Linked DNA regions of Homo sapiens: regions 2 and 3 are each linked to region 1. The links are chromatin contacts, found by Hi-C or POLR2A ChIA-PET in ENCODE. All regions are on one chromosome and are shown on one strand. The core of a region is the stretch at or near the end of the contact, and the rest is flanking DNA. Distances in the headings are between cores, read along the strand shown. Region 1 holds the start of TMEM19 (transmembrane protein 19). Region 2 holds the start of CPSF6 (cleavage and polyadenylation specific factor 6). Region 3 holds the start of YEATS4 (YEATS domain containing 4).

Evidence for each region. A loop is a pair of places that touch in the nucleus more often than their neighbours do. ChIA-PET counts read pairs that join two places held with the same protein, here RNA polymerase II (POLR2A). Pooled maps may share reads with other maps.
Region 2: a loop to region 1 is called in a map of naive thymus-derived CD4-positive, alpha-beta T cell, with 20 times the contacts of the local background. The contact joins the promoter of CPSF6 here to the promoter of TMEM19 in region 1. A Hi-C loop is called at or near these places in 2 of 168 maps with a recorded cell type or tissue (CD4-positive, alpha-beta memory T cell and naive thymus-derived CD4-positive, alpha-beta T cell), 1 of 37 single-sample maps with no recorded cell type and 8 of 50 pooled maps. POLR2A ChIA-PET finds 5 or more read pairs at or near these places in 2 of 52 experiments (activated CD8-positive, alpha-beta memory T cell and naive thymus-derived CD4-positive, alpha-beta T cell).
Region 3: a loop to region 1 is called in a pooled map, with 6 times the contacts of the local background. The contact joins the promoter of YEATS4 here to the promoter of TMEM19 in region 1. A Hi-C loop is called at or near these places in 6 of 50 pooled maps. POLR2A ChIA-PET finds 5 or more read pairs at or near these places in 2 of 52 experiments (activated B cell and activated naive CD4-positive, alpha-beta T cell).

What each region holds. Positions count from the first base shown.
Region 1 is chr12:71,684,605-71,687,931 of GRCh38, reverse strand. TMEM19 (transmembrane protein 19) reads right to left here and starts at 1,850. Exons shown (of 6, transcript NM_018279.4): 1 at 1,122-1,850. The coding sequence starts at 1,251. LOC124902965 (a long non-coding RNA gene) reads left to right here and starts at 1,868. Exons shown (of 2, transcript XR_007063367.1): 1 at 1,868-2,010. RefSeq lists silencers at 1,303-1,518, 1,509-1,578.
Region 2 is chr12:69,237,837-69,241,163 of GRCh38, reverse strand. It overlaps CPSF6 (cleavage and polyadenylation specific factor 6), which reads right to left and starts at 1,595. Exons shown (of 10, transcript NM_007007.3): 1 at 1,458-1,595. The coding sequence starts at 1,517. RefSeq lists enhancers at 279-858, 859-1,439 and silencers at 903-1,122, 1,273-1,772.
Region 3 is chr12:69,358,039-69,361,365 of GRCh38, reverse strand. It overlaps YEATS4 (YEATS domain containing 4), which reads right to left and starts at 1,623. Exons shown (of 7, transcript NM_006530.4): 1 at 1,343-1,623. The coding sequence starts at 1,393. RefSeq lists a silencer at 1,089-1,248 and enhancers at 674-1,275, 1,529-1,718, 1,276-1,879.

The DNA of each region.
Region 1 (3,327 bases), core at 601-3,100:
ACTATTCACATGTCTCTTTGCAAAAAGCCTACAGTCTGAAATGGCAATCCCTTACGATACAAGCATTCTCATTCTCCTTTTCATTTTTCCTTTGTTGCAAACTGACCAGTATTTTGTTTTCATAGGAGAAGGAAGTTTGTGTAAATGGAGGCTTATGCTCTAAAGCACCTTTAAAACTTTAAAGATCTGAGTCCAGAGTACCTTATATTTAAGCAATGTAGCTTTAGGCTTTAAAAGGAGTCTATTCTTTTGAAGCAACCAAATGGCAGATAAGTCCTTCAGCTCTCCAAATGTAAATAGTATACCGTTTTTAATTCTTATTATTTTTACAGAACATGTGAAACTGATAAACTACATTACTACTTTTTTTTTTTTGAGACGGATTCTCGCTCTGTGGCCCAGGCTGGAGTGCAGTGGCTCAATCTTGGTTCACTGCAACCTCCGCCTCCAGGGTTCAAGTGATTCTCCTGCCTCCATCTCCCAAGTAGCTGGGATTACAGCTTTTTTCTAGTTTTAGTAGAGCTGGGGTTTCACCGTGTTGGCCAGGCTGGTCTTGAACTCCCGACCTCAGGTTATTTGCCCGCCTCGGCCTCCCAAAGTGCTGGGATAACAGGCGTGAGCCACCGCGCCTGGCCCATTACTAATATTCTTATTCAAAATTAAAAGCATCACTGTAATTGCTTTACAAAGCTATATTCGCCTCACTTATCTTTTACCAAGACAGATGGAATAGTTACATAAAATATAAAGACATTTTGAAATAGGTGTAACTAGTCCAGAAGTGGTGGCCTGTATTGCCAGCACTTTGGGAGACACAGGTGGGAGGATCACTTGAGCCTAGGGGTTTGAGACCAGCCTAGCAACACAGAGGGACCCCTATCTTATACAAAATAAAAATTAAAAAAAAAAAGAAATAGGTATAACTCGAATTATCACAACAAGCATTTATTAAAGGCATTGTTTATACTATCATGTTAGTAAGTTAAATCAGGCTATGGAAGTTAAGTAAACACAACCATTCATAACCATTCAGAGGATATGAGTTTTGGATTTCACAATGGTATGGTTTTAATTTCCTCTGACTAGATTACAGAGAAACAACTTAGAACACTCAGACTTACCATAATAGGTGCTTGCAGTCATTGATATAATCCAGAAAGCTAACGAAATGCAAATGATCAGGCTCAGTATAACTATATTAGTTATCATCTTTATATATCTTTTGCATATATTGTCGTTAAGATCTGTCATGGAAAATAAGGATATGAGCTCCTGCGGGAAAGAATATTTAGCGTTTCGGAGAGAAAGTCATTTACGATGTGAGCAAGACACTTGTTCAGAGGCAAACATAAATCCCAACATATTCCACCGACCAAACAAGCATAAAAATCACAAAAATTCAAACTCCTTCCGGAAACTCCTACTGGCGGAGAGCTCCAATTCATATGGGCGTGGTCAACGCCTCACCGCAAAAGCAGAGCGCAACCCGGCGGACGGTGAGGGCCGGTCGCCGGCTGCCGGCCGCTTCAGCGCCTCACGCCGGAGCCCACGGGGAAAAGAGAAAGCCGAGGCAGCCAATCCGCGGTCCCGGCGCTGGCGAGTTCCACCCACCTCCCGTCGCAACCTTCTCACCCGCGGGCCGGGTAGGCCAGCGGCTGCAAAGGGGCAGCTAGGGCACCCGAACTTGGGCAAGTCTGGGAAGCACGCCCGACGCGGCTGAACGCAGTCACGTCCCGACAGCTGCGCAAGCCGCCCTAGGGTCAGGTCCAGCCGGCCAAGGCCGAGACCCCAGGAGCAAAGCCCGCGCCTCCCGGCGCCCCCGCCTCTAGCGCCTCGCCCGCTGTGGGCATGCGCCGCAGCCGCTTAGGGGGATGTCGCCTAGCTCACGTGGGCAGGCACTGCTGGCATCCTGGCCGGCTGCGTTTGCACTGCTTCTCCAAAACCACATTATAGGTACTAAACAACATTGTTTAGTACCTATAATGTGCTAGACTCCTGGCTGCTAGCGAGGTAAAGTTAAACATAGTTTCTATTACTGAGCTCTCGTAATTATTGTCATAACACCACTTAGATTGTGGAAATATCTGTCCTCACACCCCTTATATTAAAGGTGTGTGCATTTAGAAAGCAAAACGTCTTGTTAGCATTAAAAATCTGAATCGTGGCTGATTTCTTTTCTTTTCTTTTTTTTTTTTTCGAGACAGTGTCTCTCTCTGCCGCCCAGGCTGGAGTGCAGTGGCACGATCTCTGCTCACTGCAACCACCGCCTCCCAGGTTCTAAGCGATTCTCCTGCTCCAGCCTCCGGAGTAGCTGGGATTACAGGCGCCACAACCACGCCCGGCTAATTTTTATATTTTTAGTAGAGACGGGGTTTTGCCATGTTGGCCCGGCTGGTCTCGAACTCTTGACCTCAGGGGATCCACCCACCTCGGCCTCCCAAAGTGCTGGGTTTAATGGCGTGAGCTACAGCGCCCGGCCTGATTTCATGTTTTATGTGAAATTAACTTGTTTGCCTGGGTTAACAGTAATTAACTGATAATTACATAATATTTATCAATTTTTTCAGTTAATTGCTGACAGTGTAAGAAGAGGAGCCAAATCCATTTCAGACACAGTATGCAATTGTGTTTTAAGCCCCAAGAGTAGTTACTTTAAAAAAGCTCACATTATTTTAAATTTCAAAATACATGCCAAGACAGCTTGTCATTTTCTTTGGTAAGACATCTAATTAAGTAGTTAACTAAGAATCAAATCTGTGAAGTAGGACTAAATAGTAGTGGGCTTCCTGTACTAGATAATATACATATATGGTCTTTATGCTGAAATGTATTATGTGCCTACTTTATTTTTGTCTTAGTCTGTTCTGCATAGGTAAATGTTTGGATTATTTCACCAAGCTGACTGGCCAGTATCAATGTTACCAGACTACTGGGTAAAATTATTAATAATGAAAGCTAATGTTTTGTGGTTTGCACAGTCGCATTGTTTTTGTCTCTGCTTAGACAAAATTATAAACTGGTCTTTTTTTTTTTTTTCTTTTTTTTGCCTTGCTTCACCACAGTCACAGAGTGACCCTCTCTGATTAGTTGGTGTTCGATAGGAAAATCATAGCCTAGTTGTGAATGTCAAGCTATCTCCCAACACTGTGGTGTAGCTGTGTCAGGTCAGTCCCTGGATGTCAGGGATGATTTTCTCATGACTATTAGATCTGGCTAAAAAATGCATATTAAATAGTAGTGTCAGTGAACTGACCCTTTAGATGAATATTTTCCCTTCTATTTTTTTCAGTGACCAATTATAGATGTTTTTCTCCATAAAAGTTATTC
Region 2 (3,327 bases), core at 346-2,845, 2.4 Mb after region 1:
AACATTTAAAGCCAACTGGTATTTTTCTGTTTTCTAATATTTAAACCAGAGGCACAAAGTCATTCCTGAAAAATAAAACAGTAAAGATCTCTTGAGTTTCCTTGTTTTTTAAAAAGCCTGAGCAACTAGTCACGAATATGATGGTTAATGGAGGTGGGAAAACCACATTAGCCAGTAATATTTCATTAAACTTCTCATAGGGACCTGGGAAATACAAAAAAATAAGGCTTTTAGGAACATTGCAGTTAAGCACAATTTAATTGTTTTAAATGTGTTACTACATAAAATGCAGTAGATACGAACAGCAGGTTCAAACCTTAAACGTCACTAGCAACAAACGACATCTTTTGCAAGGATGCCCATTAACAGACATCACAGCCCCGCGTTACCTCTAAGCAACGTCGTTCAGGAAAACCTTGCATTCTCACTTTCGCTCAACCTTTCAAAAGGTAACACGGGGCCCGGGGGTGGGGGTGGGGGGATTTAACACTTTGTTTTCGAAAATAGGGTCTTATCTATAACTCTTTATTTTTAAACCACATCATAAGGATTTGGGGTGAACGTTCTTTCATTTTAATCACTATGAGATCTGTGGGTGAGCTAACATCTTTTTGTTCCATCCAACCATCGCGCTTCCAATTCTTCCTTTTGGTCCCCGGCCACTCATCTTCACAGGTATTTTCATCACAAAGGCCAACAACGACTGGGCTTCAAAGCACTGCAAGCCCTGGATTAATGAGGCAGGACCAGCGCACCGACTTTTATCTGTGGCTCCAAAAGTCAAAGGACTTGTTGCAAATGAGCCCGCACCTCAGTCGCCTTCAGAAAGTGTGAGGGGAGGAGGAAGGCGCCACGCCGAAACCTGTCGCAAACCCGAGAAGGAGAGCCCCGGGGACTGGGCGCGCGGGATACAAAGGGCCGTGAACGCGGCCTTCCATGAGGCGACAGTGCGCGGGCAGGGAGACAAAATGGAGCGATGGGAGGAATCGGAGCCCGAGCGGCAGCGGCGGGGAAGGGGCGGCGGCGGCGGGCACGCGCCCCGCCAGGGCTTCCTCCTCCGACCAGCGACGGGGGAGGGGGCGCGGCGGCGGCCAGTTCTCTCCGCCGCTTACACGCGGCCCCACCGCCCGGGCCTAGCGCGGCGGGAAGCGCCAGCCGGGTGCCGCCAACAATAGGGAGCGAGGCAGCGCCGGCGAGGGAGGAGCCGGCGGCAGCTGCACAGCGGCCCGCGTCCGCGCTCCGGGCCCCGCGGCGACTCGCCGCGCCCGCGGCCCGTGAAACGACGCGGTAGAACGAGGGGCGGGGGGGCGCCACGCCAGGGGTCGGCGGCGCGGCCCAGAGGCGGCAAGGGCGCACACTCTGCAGTCGCTTCGGCTCGCGGCCGCAGCGGGCCCCGGGTCAGCTTCCCGGCCGCAGCGCCGCCCGCGTCGGCGGCGGGGACCTGGGCTCTCACGTACCTGGTTGAACTCTTCGCCGACATCCGCGTAAATGTCTATGTGGTCCACGCCGTCCGCCATCTTCCTTCAGCCTCGGCCGCCGCCGCCGCCGCCGCCTCCTGCAGGTCTGCCCGCCGCGGCAGCAGCAGCGGATCTAGCGGCGGTGGGGGGGCGCTTGCGTCACTTCCGAGGCCCGAGGGAGGGAGGCGCGGGCGACAGGGGCCGGCCGGGGGCGGGGACTCTGCAGCCCAGCCGCTCTGCTGGCTGAGGAAAGGCTGCGCCTCTGAGGGCAGAGGACGTTTCTTTTGTGTCTGGGTGAGGCCCGGGAGTGGGGGCCAATTTTTTTGTCCTACTCGCGCATCCAGCTTAGCAGTGGGTCCCACCTGTTTCCACACACCGTCTTTTCACGTGGCCTCTGGCATACTCAGACGTTTTGTTAATATTTTCATTTATCCGTTGTTCTTATCTTTCTCACATCCAGGACTTTTAAAGGTGGAAGTTATATGTCCGTGCTTAAATGCAAAGTGTAACCCCCGGGCATTCTGTGAACGGCTTAAGACCAAAAACAATGTCTTGTTTCTGCATCCTCAGAGACCAGCAGAGTTTTATTTGCATCGTAAACGCTAGATACCCGTCAGTGGTTATCTTTGCATGCTGTTTATGTTGCCATTTCCATCTCTAATCTTCGTGGGCTTCTTTCCCCCCCACCTTCCTCTCGCATTCATTGCCATTCATTTTTTCTTCCTTAGATCTACAGTAGGTTGTCTCTGGCGTAGTTCAGATGCTTCTAACATGAATGCAGTCATCTTAGAGCACACCCAAGAGAGTGGAGGTATCTTGAGGCCAGGGGGGCTTCTCTCTCAGAATCCTAGAATGTCCCAACGGGAAGGGAACTGGAAAGGTGTCCTTAGGTCTAAACATCTCATTTTACAGAAGAGAAGACTGAGGCCTAATAGAACCTAAGTGATTTAACCAGGTCACATGGTCAATAAAGGTAGGAACATTCAGCCACGATACTTTACTCAAAGATGTCTCTCCAGTTTGAAACTTTCCCCTCCATTCTTAATTTCTTTTTCACTCATTAAAAAATATACTGTAGTAGAGCGTGTTTCCTGAGAAACTGGCCAGAAATCATTCATAGAATAACCCAAACAACATCTGTAAGGTTGGGCATCTCTAATCCAAAAATTTGAAATGCTCCAAAATCTGAAACTTTTTGCGCACTGACATGATGCCACAAGTGGAAAATTCCACACCTGATCTTATTTGCCAGGTCGCAGTCAAAAATGCAATCAAAACTTTTTTTCATGCACAAAATAACTAAAAGTATTGTATGAAATAATCTTCAGGCTGTGTGTATAAGGTATATGTGAAACATAAATGAATTTCGTTTAGGCTTGGGTCCCATCTCCTGGATAATTTATGTATATGCAAATATTCCAAAATCCCCTCAAATCCAAGCATTTTTGCATAAAAAAGACTCAATCTGCACTTGGTATGGTGGAAAAAGCATGGTTGCAGTCCTGGAGGCCAGTCTGGTGATCTGGGTACCCATTTCTAATCAGACATTTTATCAGCTAGATGACCTCAGTCAAGTTTTCAACTCTCATATTCAATCTCAGAATCTTTAAAATCCAAGCAATAATATCTACCTCACCAAGGTTGAAGGTTGGTGATACTTTAAATGAGTTAATATGAGTTAATATGCAAAGTGTCCTGTCCTGTTCCAAGAATCAGTATTTAAATACTGATTCACTTTCTTTCTTGGGGCATTATAGAAGAAAAGAGACACTGACGTTTAAAGGTGAGAGTATTTTCTAGATTGGTGGTGTGGTAGAATAATGGCCCACCATAGATGTTCATATTCTGATCCCTGAAATCTGTGAATATG
Region 3 (3,327 bases), core at 374-2,873, 2.3 Mb after region 1:
CAGGAGGTGGAGGTTGCGGAGAGCCGAGATTGCGCTAGTGCACTCCAGCCTGGGCAACAAGAGCAAAACTCCGTCTCAAAAAAAAACAAAACAAAACACACACACACACACACACACACACACATAAGTATTTTAAAACCTACTAATTATTGCTATTTTTTTTTTAAAGAAACATTGTCTTGCTCTGTCGCCCAGGCTAGAGTGCAGTGGCACGATCTCAGCTCACTGCAACTTCCGCCTCTCGGGTTCAAGCGATTTTCCTGCCTCAGCCCCTCTAGTAGCTGGGATTACAGGTGCCCGCCACCACGCCCGGCTAATTTTTGTATATTTAGTAGAGACGGGGTTTCACCATGTTGACCAGCCTGGTCTTGAACTTCTGATCTCAGGTGATCCACCCTCCTCGGCCTTCCAAAGTGCTGGGATTACAGGCGTGAGCCACCTTGCCCGGCCCTGCACGTTAATTTTTAAGGCAGGACCCACTGGCTCCTGATAAAAACAACTATTTGTACCCCTTCTGATTTTTATTTATAAAGGAAAGGAAATTTTTCTTTAAAAAGAATGAACCACGGCTGGGCGCGGTGGCTCACGCCTGTAATCCCAGCACTTTGGGAGGCCGAGGTTGCAGTGAGCCGAGATCGTGCCATTGCGCTCCAGCCTGGGCAACAAGACAGACACTTCGTCTCAAAAAAAAAAAAAAATTAACGTGCCAGGGGCTGTGTGAGGGAAATAAATATTACAATGTCAAACATTACGCTAGGGTCTATGGTAATTTCATCAAAAACAAAAGAAGTTGACATTTACTGAATGTTCCCCATGTGCCAGGCACAGTGTTATGCTCTTGCTTTGAGGCTTTGTGAACACCATGAACTCCAGCAAATTTTCTTAGCTTTCGTATGCCTCGGTGTCTCAGTTACCGCACTTGGAAATACTGCGGGTAAGCGCTCAGCGACTGTTTGCTACAGTTATTGTTATCCTCACACCAGGAGGGTGGCGTCACCGCTTCACCAATAACCTAGATTGGCAGCGAATGTGCACCAAGCTGAGCTTTCCCAGCCCTCGGAGTCGCCCGTTTCCTTGGCAGCCACGTCCGGGTTTCCCCAAGCCACCATTTATCTGTTTGTTTTTTGGCGGGGGTGGGAGTTGGCAGTGACGCGAGGAAGTTGGGGCCCAATGAACGCCGGTTTTTCGCTCAATGGCTCTGACTCGCTCTCCAACCTGAAACCACGGTTCAAACCCGAGGAGAAAAGGCGCGAAAGGAAACCCAGTGGGCCCTCCCCGCGCCGCGCAGGGAGGAACCGAGGCGGGAGAGCCACCCCGGAAGAGGGGCGGTCCGGGCACTGACCTTTACTCTCCCGCCGGAGTCAGGCCCAAATTCGGCCATTCTCTTGAACATATTGTCCCACGGAAGAAGCCGCCGCCGCCAGGGAAAGAGACCGGGGCTGGCGGGGTCGCCGCTCCCCTCAGAGACCGCGCTCCTGTCGCGCGGGCCCAGGCGGAGGGTTTCTAGCCGAAGGAGGGCGAGTTACTTGGGCTCACGGCGGTGAGTAACCGTCAACTCCTCAGGCCGACTGTGCTCCTGAAGGCCATTCAGGCCCGCGCAGGTGGAGAACGCCGCGAAAAGAGGGGCGACGGCCGCACCGCGCGCAGGCGCAACGGGCTCGCGTATGCGCACGCAGTGTACACTGCGCACGCGCCTGGCGGCTGCAGTCACATCACAGGACCAGTGCAGGAGTTCCAAACCAAAAAAAAAATGAAAGGCAGGAAATAATAAATGACTTCAAAAAGTTGTCCAGATGTTAAGGAGATGAGTTTCCACACTGAAAGATCCTACTAAGCACCCAGCACAAATATTAAAGCATCCACGTCAAGGCATATCATTGTGAATTTTCTGAACATCGAGGAAAAAGAGATCCCACACCCTTCCAGGTTATACAGACTATAGAATCAGAGTGGCTTCAGATTGCTCAGTTAGAATCTAGGAAGCCATACGGCACTGTCTTCAAAACTCTGAGGGAAAATTACTTCCGATTTAGTCTTCAATACTCATCCAACTACCAATCTAGTGTGTGAATAGAATAGAGTTTCAGATGTGCTAAATCACTACACACAAAAAATAGTACCTATCTTACCTTTCTCAGTACCTCCAGGAAGATCCTGTAGATCTGATCCACCAAAATGAGGGAATAAGCCAAGAAGGAGGAAATTATGAAATGCAGGAAATACAATAAATAACAAACACAGAAAATAGTAAGATCCCAAGATGATACTGAAAGAGCTCCGGGAACAATAGCTGTGTATAGGCATAGACGGCAACGCATCTAGATTAGATTCGGTCAGAAATCTTTGGGAGACACTGCTTCAGAAGGATGGGATTGACAAAATTCCAGCTGGCGTTGAATCAAGAGGAGATTTGACCGAGAGTTTGGAGTTTAACTCATGACAGGTACACAGAAAACTAAGCGGCTGTAAGAATTATGCAGCTATTAATTCTAGGGAAAACAAAATCTTGTGCAAGAAAGGAAAGTAATTGTATTTATTGTTACATAAATACTGAGTATTGGCCGGGCGCGGTGGCTCACGCCTGTAATCCCAGCACTTTGGGAGGCCAAGGTGGGCGGATCACGAGGTCAGGAGATCGAGACCATCCTGGCTAACACGGTGAAAACCCGTCTCTACTAAAAATACAAAAAAATTAGCCGAGCGTGGTGGTGGGCGCCTGTAGTCCCAGCTGCTTGGGAGGCTGAGGCAGAAGAATGGCGTGAACCCGGGAGGCGGAGCTTGCCTTGAGCCGAGATCGCACCACTGCACTCCAGCCTGGGTGACAGAGCAAGACTCCGTCTCAAAAAAAAAAAAAAAACAAAACAAAAAAAAACTGAGTATTGATCCCCCCTCCCCCTCAAAAAAAGAATTACATTTAGAAGGATGGGCTTTGGAGAAGGGTACTATGCTTGATGGGGATGGAGGAGGAGGAAATAGAGCTTAATCTTTAACTTCCATAGTAGGAAGTCAGTATCTTAAAATGGAAAAATCAAGAAGAAGCAATATAGGTGTAATATTGAAAAGCATGGAGATAAATATTTTAAAAAATAAGCTAAAAGAGTAGAAAATACTGCTGATTGTAATTTTTAGTAATTCCACTTAACAACTGTAAAGAAAATACTTTTTAAAAGACTTCACTAAATAGAAGTGCAAGGGATGTGCTCAGGGCTTAGTTATATTAGTGCCACATGAAGAGCTCAATTGTCATATGGATGTCACTGCATTTCAACCAAGATAGGAACTGAGTTTCTTTGAAAATGATCAAACATTGATATTGATTTTTATTCT